2 separate regions of the Homo sapiens genome follow, and region 2 is linked to region 1. The links are chromatin contacts, found by Hi-C or POLR2A ChIA-PET in ENCODE. All regions are on one chromosome and are shown on one strand. The core of a region is the stretch at or near the end of the contact, and the rest is flanking DNA. Distances in the headings are between cores, read along the strand shown. Region 1 holds the start of MYO1E (myosin IE). Region 2 holds the start of GTF2A2 (general transcription factor IIA subunit 2).

What was found. Hi-C counts contacts between places; a loop is a spot of excess contacts on that map. ChIA-PET counts read pairs that join two places held with the same protein, here RNA polymerase II (POLR2A). Pooled maps may share reads with other maps.
Region 2: a map of endothelial cell of umbilical vein shows a loop between it and region 1 (7-fold over the local background). The contact joins the promoter of GTF2A2 here to the promoter of MYO1E in region 1. A Hi-C loop is called at or near these places in 1 of 168 maps with a recorded cell type or tissue (endothelial cell of umbilical vein) and 10 of 50 pooled maps. POLR2A ChIA-PET finds 5 or more read pairs at or near these places in 2 of 52 experiments (Panc1 and WTC11).

Annotation. Positions count from the first base shown.
Region 1 is chr15:59,370,678-59,374,636 of GRCh38, reverse strand. It overlaps MYO1E (myosin IE), which reads left to right and starts at 1,766. Exons shown (of 28, transcript NM_004998.4): 1 at 1,766-2,139. The coding sequence starts at 2,137. RefSeq lists enhancers at 1,478-1,982, 1,983-2,486 and a silencer at 2,502-2,821.
Region 2 is chr15:59,655,398-59,659,387 of GRCh38, reverse strand. It overlaps GTF2A2 (general transcription factor IIA subunit 2), which reads left to right and starts at 1,873. Exons shown (of 5, transcript NM_004492.3): 1 at 1,873-1,982. It overlaps BNIP2 (BCL2 interacting protein 2), which reads left to right. Exons shown (of 10, transcript NM_004330.4): 10 at 1-242. RefSeq lists an enhancer at 1,837-2,066.

The DNA.
Region 1 (3,959 bases), core at 517-3,016:
ATATTGTTGCCAAACTATGTAAATGATTACTACAAGAATTTGGACAATATGATTTTCTTTCAACTTTTAAAAGTGAGATATAATGAACGTACCATAAGACTCACCCATTTAAAAAGCATAACACAGTGGTTTTTAGTATATTCATAAACTTGTACAATCATCACCACTAATTCCAGAATATTTTCATCACTTCAATAGGAAAATGCATACCTGTTAGCAATTACTTCCATCTCCCCTCTCCCCCAGCCCCTAGCAAACCACTAACCTACTTTTTATCTCTATAGATTTCCCTATCCTCAACTTTCATTTAAATGGAATTATATAATATGTGGTCTTTTGCTCCTGGCTTAACACGATATTTTCGAGATTCATCCATGTTGTAACATTTTGTTTACCCTTTTAGACAAGATAAAGTTTAATACCCTTTCTAACTCTATGCTCAGATAGTCAAGTGAAGAGCTACAACCAAATTTCTTTTTCCTTTCTTCCTTTCTTCTCTCTCTCTCTCTTTCTTTCTTTCCTTCTTTTTTTTTTTGACAGAATCTTGCTCTGTCGCCCAGGCTGGAGTAGAGTGGAACGATCCCGGCTCCCTGCGACCTCCGCCTCCCCTGTTTAAACGATTCTCGTGCCTCAGCCTCCCGAGTAGCTGAGATTACAGGCATGTATAACCATGCCGGGCTAATTTTTGTATTTTTAGTAGAGAAGGGGTTTCACCGTGTTGGTGGCCAGGCTGGTCTCAAACTCCTGACCTCACGTGATCCACCAACCTCAGCCTCCCAAAGTGCTGGGATTGTAGGCGTGAGCCACAGCGCCCTGCCTCAACCAAATTTCAGAAAGTATCATAATATCATTATGCTTCATAGTTTCTCTATGCCCTGAAGTTTACCAATTTTATCTTCTACAGATTCCAGGAAGGCAGCCTGTTAAGACTCACCAAATTTACTTCCTCAGCCTCCAGAACAATAAAATCAAACTCCCTACCTTGATTTTAAGATTCTGCTTCCCCCCACCCCGCCCCACCCCAATCTTCTCCTTGGATATTCGACAGTCTGGAATAATGCATTTTTACAGTTCTGATTGTTTTCAGCAGATGTGTTGGCTGAGGTTGGATGGGGTTTCTTCCCACCTATCTCTCCTCTCTCCTTCCCTCTGCCCACTGCACGTGCAACAACTTTTCTGCCATCAAAACGTGCAAAAAAGAAACAAGAAAGAAAGGAAAGAGAAAGAAAAGAAAAACAGAAAAAAGAAAAGAAAAAGCAGCCGGAAGTCTTCCTTTGTTTTCCAAGGAAATTCAGGTAAAAGGAGGGGTGGGGAAATGATATTTTTGACTTTGCTCACAATCCAGACGTAGGAAAGAAAAAGGATTTCCTTTGGGCTGCTGCCACGACTCTGATGTTTTATGCTGATAAAATATTTCCTTCTTAAAAAAAAGTTCTGGGAAAATCATGCCCCTTCAACTTGGAAGCGAAACCCACCCTAACTTTCGTCTTAAAACGCAGCGAAGTGAAAGGTTTGCTCCTCTTTCACGAGGGTTTTGTTCCTTACAGTTCGGGTCTTGCTACCAGGAGCGAGCTGGGTCCGCAGCGTTCTTCGGTGGCTGGCGCGGGAGGAGGACTACAGGATCCAGAGATCTTTGGAAACTCCAGCAGCTCCAAGCTTGTTGGCTACTACGGTTTCCCTGAGGAGTGACGCTACGAAAACAAACCCTGATTGGTCAGGCCTGAGCTGAGTTCTCCATTTATGGACAGATTGCCCGGCCCGAGCCGAGACTCAGCCAGAGGAGTACGGATTAAGTGGCCGAAGAAAGAGGAGTGAGGCAGGGGAGCGAGGCGGACGCTCCGAGCGCATCGGACTCACCTGGGCCGGCGGCGACCGGCGAGTACGAGTGGACTCTTGCCCTCCGCAGCATGCGCCCCGCCTGCTAAGTCGCCGCCGTCTCGCCCTCACCTAGCACCGCCAATCCCGCCTGGATGGAGTCCCCTCTGGGTTCCCATTGGCTCCTGTGAGTGCTTGGGTGTCGGGAGCCTGTTTTTGGCGAGGGGAACCAACTTTTGAAGTTCGCCCAGAAGACTGCGTTCCAGCCCCAGTTCCCCGGCAGCGGGACCCGGCGAAGACGCGACCGCGGCGCGAGTCACCATGGTGAGTTGGCCGCGCCGCGTCCTAGGACGCCGGACCCGGGGACGGGGCAGGAAACCCCGGCGTGGTGCACCCACCTTGGGCGCGCTGCCGGGGCCAGGGGTGGAGAAGGTGGACGCGGGAGCCGGCACGTCGCGAGCTCTGATTTCCTGCCGCTTTCCGTAAACCCGGGCCGGGGGAGAGCGAGCGAGGGGCCAAGGAAAACTTTATTCCAAGTCGGTTTCTGCGTCGCGAAACTTTCTGTGGCCGGGTTGCTATGGCTGCCAGCTGTCGGAAGCCAGGGTGTGGGCGCATCGGCTGCGAGGGGCACGGCGCGGGAGGGGGTCCCCTCCTCCTGCTGGGACGTGGGGGGCGCAGCCGGCAGGGGAGGTGCTCGGAGACTCGCGCCGCAGCCGCTGGCGGCGTCCCCTGCCCTCCCCGCGGCCGTGCCCGCCCCGCCCCGGGCACCCTCGCGCCGACTCCCTCTCCTCCCCGCCGCCGCTCCGCTGCCCGGCAGCGCCCGCAGCTGTCCCGCCTGGCAGCGGCACGCGGGCGGGGGCGGTCCCTGGCCCGCCTTGGCGAGGGGCGGCGCGGGCCGCACAAAGGCAGGCGGGGGCGCCAGGTAGGGCGAGCACCTGGCGGCCGGCGGGCTGTCAAGAGCCAGGGAGACTCGGGCGCGGGCGGCAACCACGCCGCCCCGGACCTGTGCCGGGCGCCGGCCCCGAGGGTCTCCGCGCCCCGGACGCCAAGTAAACACCTCCTGAAGAGGACCCCACCCCTTCCCAAGCGCGAGGGGATCGGGGCTTTTCGGGGATCCAGGGGACGCTTCGCACGGGAAGACGCCCTCGCGAGTTTCGAGTTTGTTGCTGTTTTCCCTTTGGCACTTTGGGAATGTGTGGAAGGGGCCGCCTCTTTGACTTGTGACTTTTCTGCTATTCCAACTCCCCAGTCCAGCTACACTCCCCTCCCTCCCTGTATAACCTTAGCCACCTCCCTTGGGCTTTGGCGTGGTGTACTTTTCTTTGCGGGGCACGAAAGCAAGGACTCTATTTTGAAGAGATCGGCAGTTCATCAAAAAAAAAAAAATCTATTACAAGGCTTCATAGTTTCCACACTTGCTTCTTTTCAAGTAGTCCTGCTTAGGTGGATTATCTCGTCCTCTTCTGGTTTGCTGTTGTTTTCTAATGGCTGTGGAAGAGAAGCCAAGTCAAAATGATAACCAGCACAACACTAATTAAAAAATCGATATCCCGGTGAGCAGCCTGAGGGAAGTGCAGCAGAGGCCCATCGAAACCTGCACACAAAGCTCAGAAGCCCCCTTGCCCCGTGCTGTTTATTCCAAAGAATGATTACAAACAAACATCAACGAGAAACCTTTCAAGGCATCCTCGGCCAAAGCCTTTTCTTTTTACATAGTCCAAAATTAAGTCACTTTTGCCCCATCTAAGAGAACACTTTGTCTATACATTTCCTCTTCTAGTTTTAAGGTTTAAGAAGTCAGTCTACTCTACGTTACTTTTGGACCCCTTCCCTCACCCCAGCAGAGAACCATTCCCATTGGGCATGTGTTTGGGTGAAGCTACCTCACTGGGCACCTGGTCCCTTGAAGCAGTGTGATAGTCCTGGTACTTGAGAATTGCTGTAATCATTTTCCGTGGGTCAATATTTCTTAAAAAAATCAATGTGTTTATGTCAAGAACTTAAAGAATCTTACTGAATTTAAGTACTTGAGTGGTACCTTGAGGAAATTAACTTCCCCTCAGTTAAACTCATTTTTCATGCTGAATGGACTGAAATATACTCTAGGTTGCCTTTTCCGAAACCTGTGATACCATGCTTAATTC
Region 2 (3,990 bases), core at 624-3,123, 280 kb before region 1:
TGTGATATTTTCCTACTCTTAAGATGATGTTGCCCAGCCGAGTACTGTCAGAAATTCAGTTCTGATGTCTGTGTGTGCAAGATATTAATGTGGTCCCTGTAAGAAATACCAGAGTTGGTCATGATTTACTAAGGAGATGTAATATTTTCTTTGACCTGTTAGGAATATAACTTGTGTCTTGATTTGTTGCACATCATATTTTTTGCAACATTAATGAATTTAAATAAATTAATTGGAACGTTCGTCTTTGTCTTTTTATCACATTTTTCTTTCATTATGCTACTAAATTTTTGCTTTGAATTATCCTATAAACCTCTTAAATAATTTCAGACCTTTACACTTGTTTCCCTTTCTATAGTCTAAGTGCTTCTATTCTTTGGGGATTAGAGAGTTCAGCCTGCTTTATTTTAACATCAAAACAATAATGAAACTTTGTGTTTCATAGTTGAGATTTTTTTTTAATTAATGGGGAATCCAAGGATGAAACCATGAGTGGCTTAAAATGAAAACATGGCTTTTTTTTTTTTTTTTTTTTTTTGAGACAGTTTCGCTCTTGTTGCCCAGGCTGGAGTGCAATGGCGCCATCTTGGCTCACCGCAACCTCCGCCTCCCAGGTTCAAGCAATTCTCCTGCCTCCGCCTCCCGAGTAGCTGGGATTACAGGCATGCACCAACACGCCCAGCGAAATTTTTTTTGTATTTTAGTAGAGACGGGGTTTCTCCACGTTGAGGCTGGTCTCGAATTCCTGACCTCAGGTGATTCGCTCACCTCGGCCTCCCAAAGTGCTGGGATTACAGGCATGAGCCACCGCCCCTGGCCGAAAACATGGCTTAAATAAGAAGAACTTGTTTAGTTCATAGACCTGCTCAGAGGTTCCAGCTGATACCACTTGGTGTTTTTTGTGGTTTTGTTGTTGTTGTTTTGCACATACTCTTTAATCACTATTCAGCTATTTTGTAGGATAAACTGCTCTACACATGACTGCTGGGTTTAAGCCAGTTAGTGTACCATGCACCCTGACACCTAAAACAATTTGTGATTTTGCAAACTTGAAATTTATAGTGAAGTATTTATCTTGCATATTAGATGCAAATTTTAAATATAACTTCTCCCAAATTAAAGTTCTTCATGAACTGGTCACAAACTAAAAACTTTGCCTGCAGCCCTGTTTCGAGGGGTAAAGAAGATACCCTGCTTACCCTGCTATAATTTTTTTTTTTTTTTTTTTTTTTGAGACGGAGTTTCGCTCTTGTTTCCCAGGCTGGAGTGCAATGGCGCGATCTCAGCTGACTGCAACCTCCGCCTCCCAGGTACAAGCCATTCTCCTGTCTCAGCCTCCCAAGTAGCTCGAATTACAGGCATGCGCCACCACGCCTGCCTAATTTTTTGTATTTAGTAGAGACAGGATTTCACCATATTATGCTGGTCGCGAACTCCTGACCTCCGGTGATCGACCCGCCTCAGCCTCCCAAAGTGCTGGGATTAAGGCGTGCGCCACCGCGCCCGGCCCCTGCTATAATCTTTTCAGAATTCGTCTGCAAGGTCTTCAACACTGTTACCCTGAACACACTTCCGGCATGAAATATGAATGCCCTACATTTCTTAAATTGTGCATCTAACAATGGAGAAGATTAGTCTCTAAAAATTATAATTCCCTTAGGAACGATTTAGTAAACCTGGTGAATTACTCGAGCAGAGCGCCTGTCCACCACTTTAAGGCTTCAAGCTCCAGCCCGACGCCCCTCCTTCCCTCTCCACGCCCTTCCCTGACAAGGCTTGAGTGGCGGGCGAGAGCAGGGCTGGGCGGGGCCTCCCGTCCCTCGGGCGGGGTGTCACTTCCAGGTTCCGCGAGCACTTCCGGGTCGTCAGCTCAGTTCTGCGGTTTCTGCGGCGGCTGGAGAGGTGGTCGGAGAAGTAGGAACCTCCTGCCGGGCTCGTGGCGGCTTCTGTCCGCTCCGCGGAGGGAAGCGCCTTCCCCACAGGTAGTGGGTTAGGGAGGGCAGGGTTAGGGAGGGAAGCAGGGCCGCGCTCCCTGCCGCCCCCCCGGAGTCGGAGTGCGTTGGTGGGGTAGTCTCTGAGGGCCCTTCGCTCCTGGGATCTGCCCGTTACCGACCGTTGCCGGCAAGGCCCCGCGGCCGGCACCGGAGAAGGGCGGCGAGGCGGCGGTGATGGTCGCGTCCCGTGGCGGGAGGCTCGTCGTTCACGGGGCGCCCACAGAACCCACCTAGGGGAGGTCTTCAGCCCACCACCGTATTTTCAGCCAGGTGAATGTCTTAAAGCATCCACTAGCGCCCTGTGAGTTTTGCCGAATTTCGGAGAGCATTTTTTAAATGTCTCATTCCTGTGCTTTGTAGCTTGTTGTTTGAAGTCTGCCTTCCAACTTTCTTCGTGCGAACTCCGACAAAAGGAACGAATTTTAAACTTGGTGGTTTAATCAAAAAATGCTAGGACGAGTTACTTCCGAATTTGACTTCTAATTTTCTGAACTGCAAAACAAGAAGGGAACAATAAATTTCTGTGGCTGATACCACATCTAAAAGATTAGAACACTTAACAAGGAATTTTTAAAGAATGTAAGAACATTGAAATCAGCACTTTTAACAAACGTTTAACGCAGGGCTATTTTCTAGATAAACTCAAAAATTTGTCAAATGGGACACGATGCACGATTCTGTATTCCTACTCTGTGGAGTTTTTATCTACCTATTGGGACTTCTTGCCCTTTTTAACCCCCTCTCCCCTCCCACACGCATATTATACTTACTGATATTTGCCTTCGTTTACTGAACAGATTTTTTTTTGGCTCCTATTGTGTGCCAGGTACTGTTCTAGACGCCTATTTTACTTAAGTGAACAAAATAAAAAGCTTTGCCCTCATGGAGCTTACATTCTATTAGAGGATGCAGAAAATAAAATATATAATGGTGTTAGAAAGTGATGGTGCCATCAAAAAAAAAAAGAGAAATATAAAGGAGTACGGGAAAGTTCCAGAGTGGAGGTGGGAACTGGTATTTTAAAGATGACGGTGGTCAGTTTGAGCCTCATTTAGTAGGTGTTATTTGAGCAAAGACTTGAAGGAATTAAGAAAATTTGCTAAGTAAATATCAGGAAGAGCATTCAGGCAGATAGGAAAGCCAATACAAATGCTTTTAGGCCTGTCATGTTTGAGGAATAGCAAGGAAGCCAGTGTATCTGGAGAGGGATGAGCAAGAGTTTTGGGGGTGGAGGGACAAGAAGATAAAGTCAAAGAGATCATGGTAGCCGGATCATTGTAAAGGCTGATAGAAGCCATGGGAGATTTTGAATAGAGGAGAGGTATGTTGTAACTGAAGTTTTAGAAGATCACCCTGGCTGTGAGTTGTGATTAGAGTGTAGGGGTGAGTGTAGAAGCAGGGAAATCATTTAGGAGATTTTTGCAGTAATCCAGATGACGAGAGTGGCCCAGGTCAGGGTGATAACCGTAGGGATGGTGAGAAGTGGTTGGATTCTGAATGCATTTTGAAGGTAGGCCTTACAGTATTTGCTAGGAATTGGATATGGAGAGTGAGATAGAGGGAGTGGAGGATGAAATCAAAGGTTTTGCCCAAGCTCGTAGAAGTATGGAGTTCTTTAAGCCACGATGCAAAAGATAACAAATAGAGATGTTGAGTAGGCAGCTAGATTCAGGAGTGAGAAGTTCTATGCTATATGAATTTGGGGATCATCAGCAGTGGTACTTAAACCATGAGAATAAATGTTATCCGTAAGGAATGGGTGTAGACGGAAAGCAGCAGAGGCCTAAGGACTGTGTCCTGTGATATTAAGAGTTTAGCGAAAACGGGATCAACCAGCAAACAGTATTAAGAAGGATGAACTTGTGAGTTAGGACAATCCGAAAAGGGCAGTGTCCCAGAAGCCAAGGTAAGATCCTGTACGAAAGAGGAGGGAGTAATCAGCTGTGTCCAATATTCTGAGTGAGGCTAGAGAATTAGCTTTAGCATTGCCATTGAT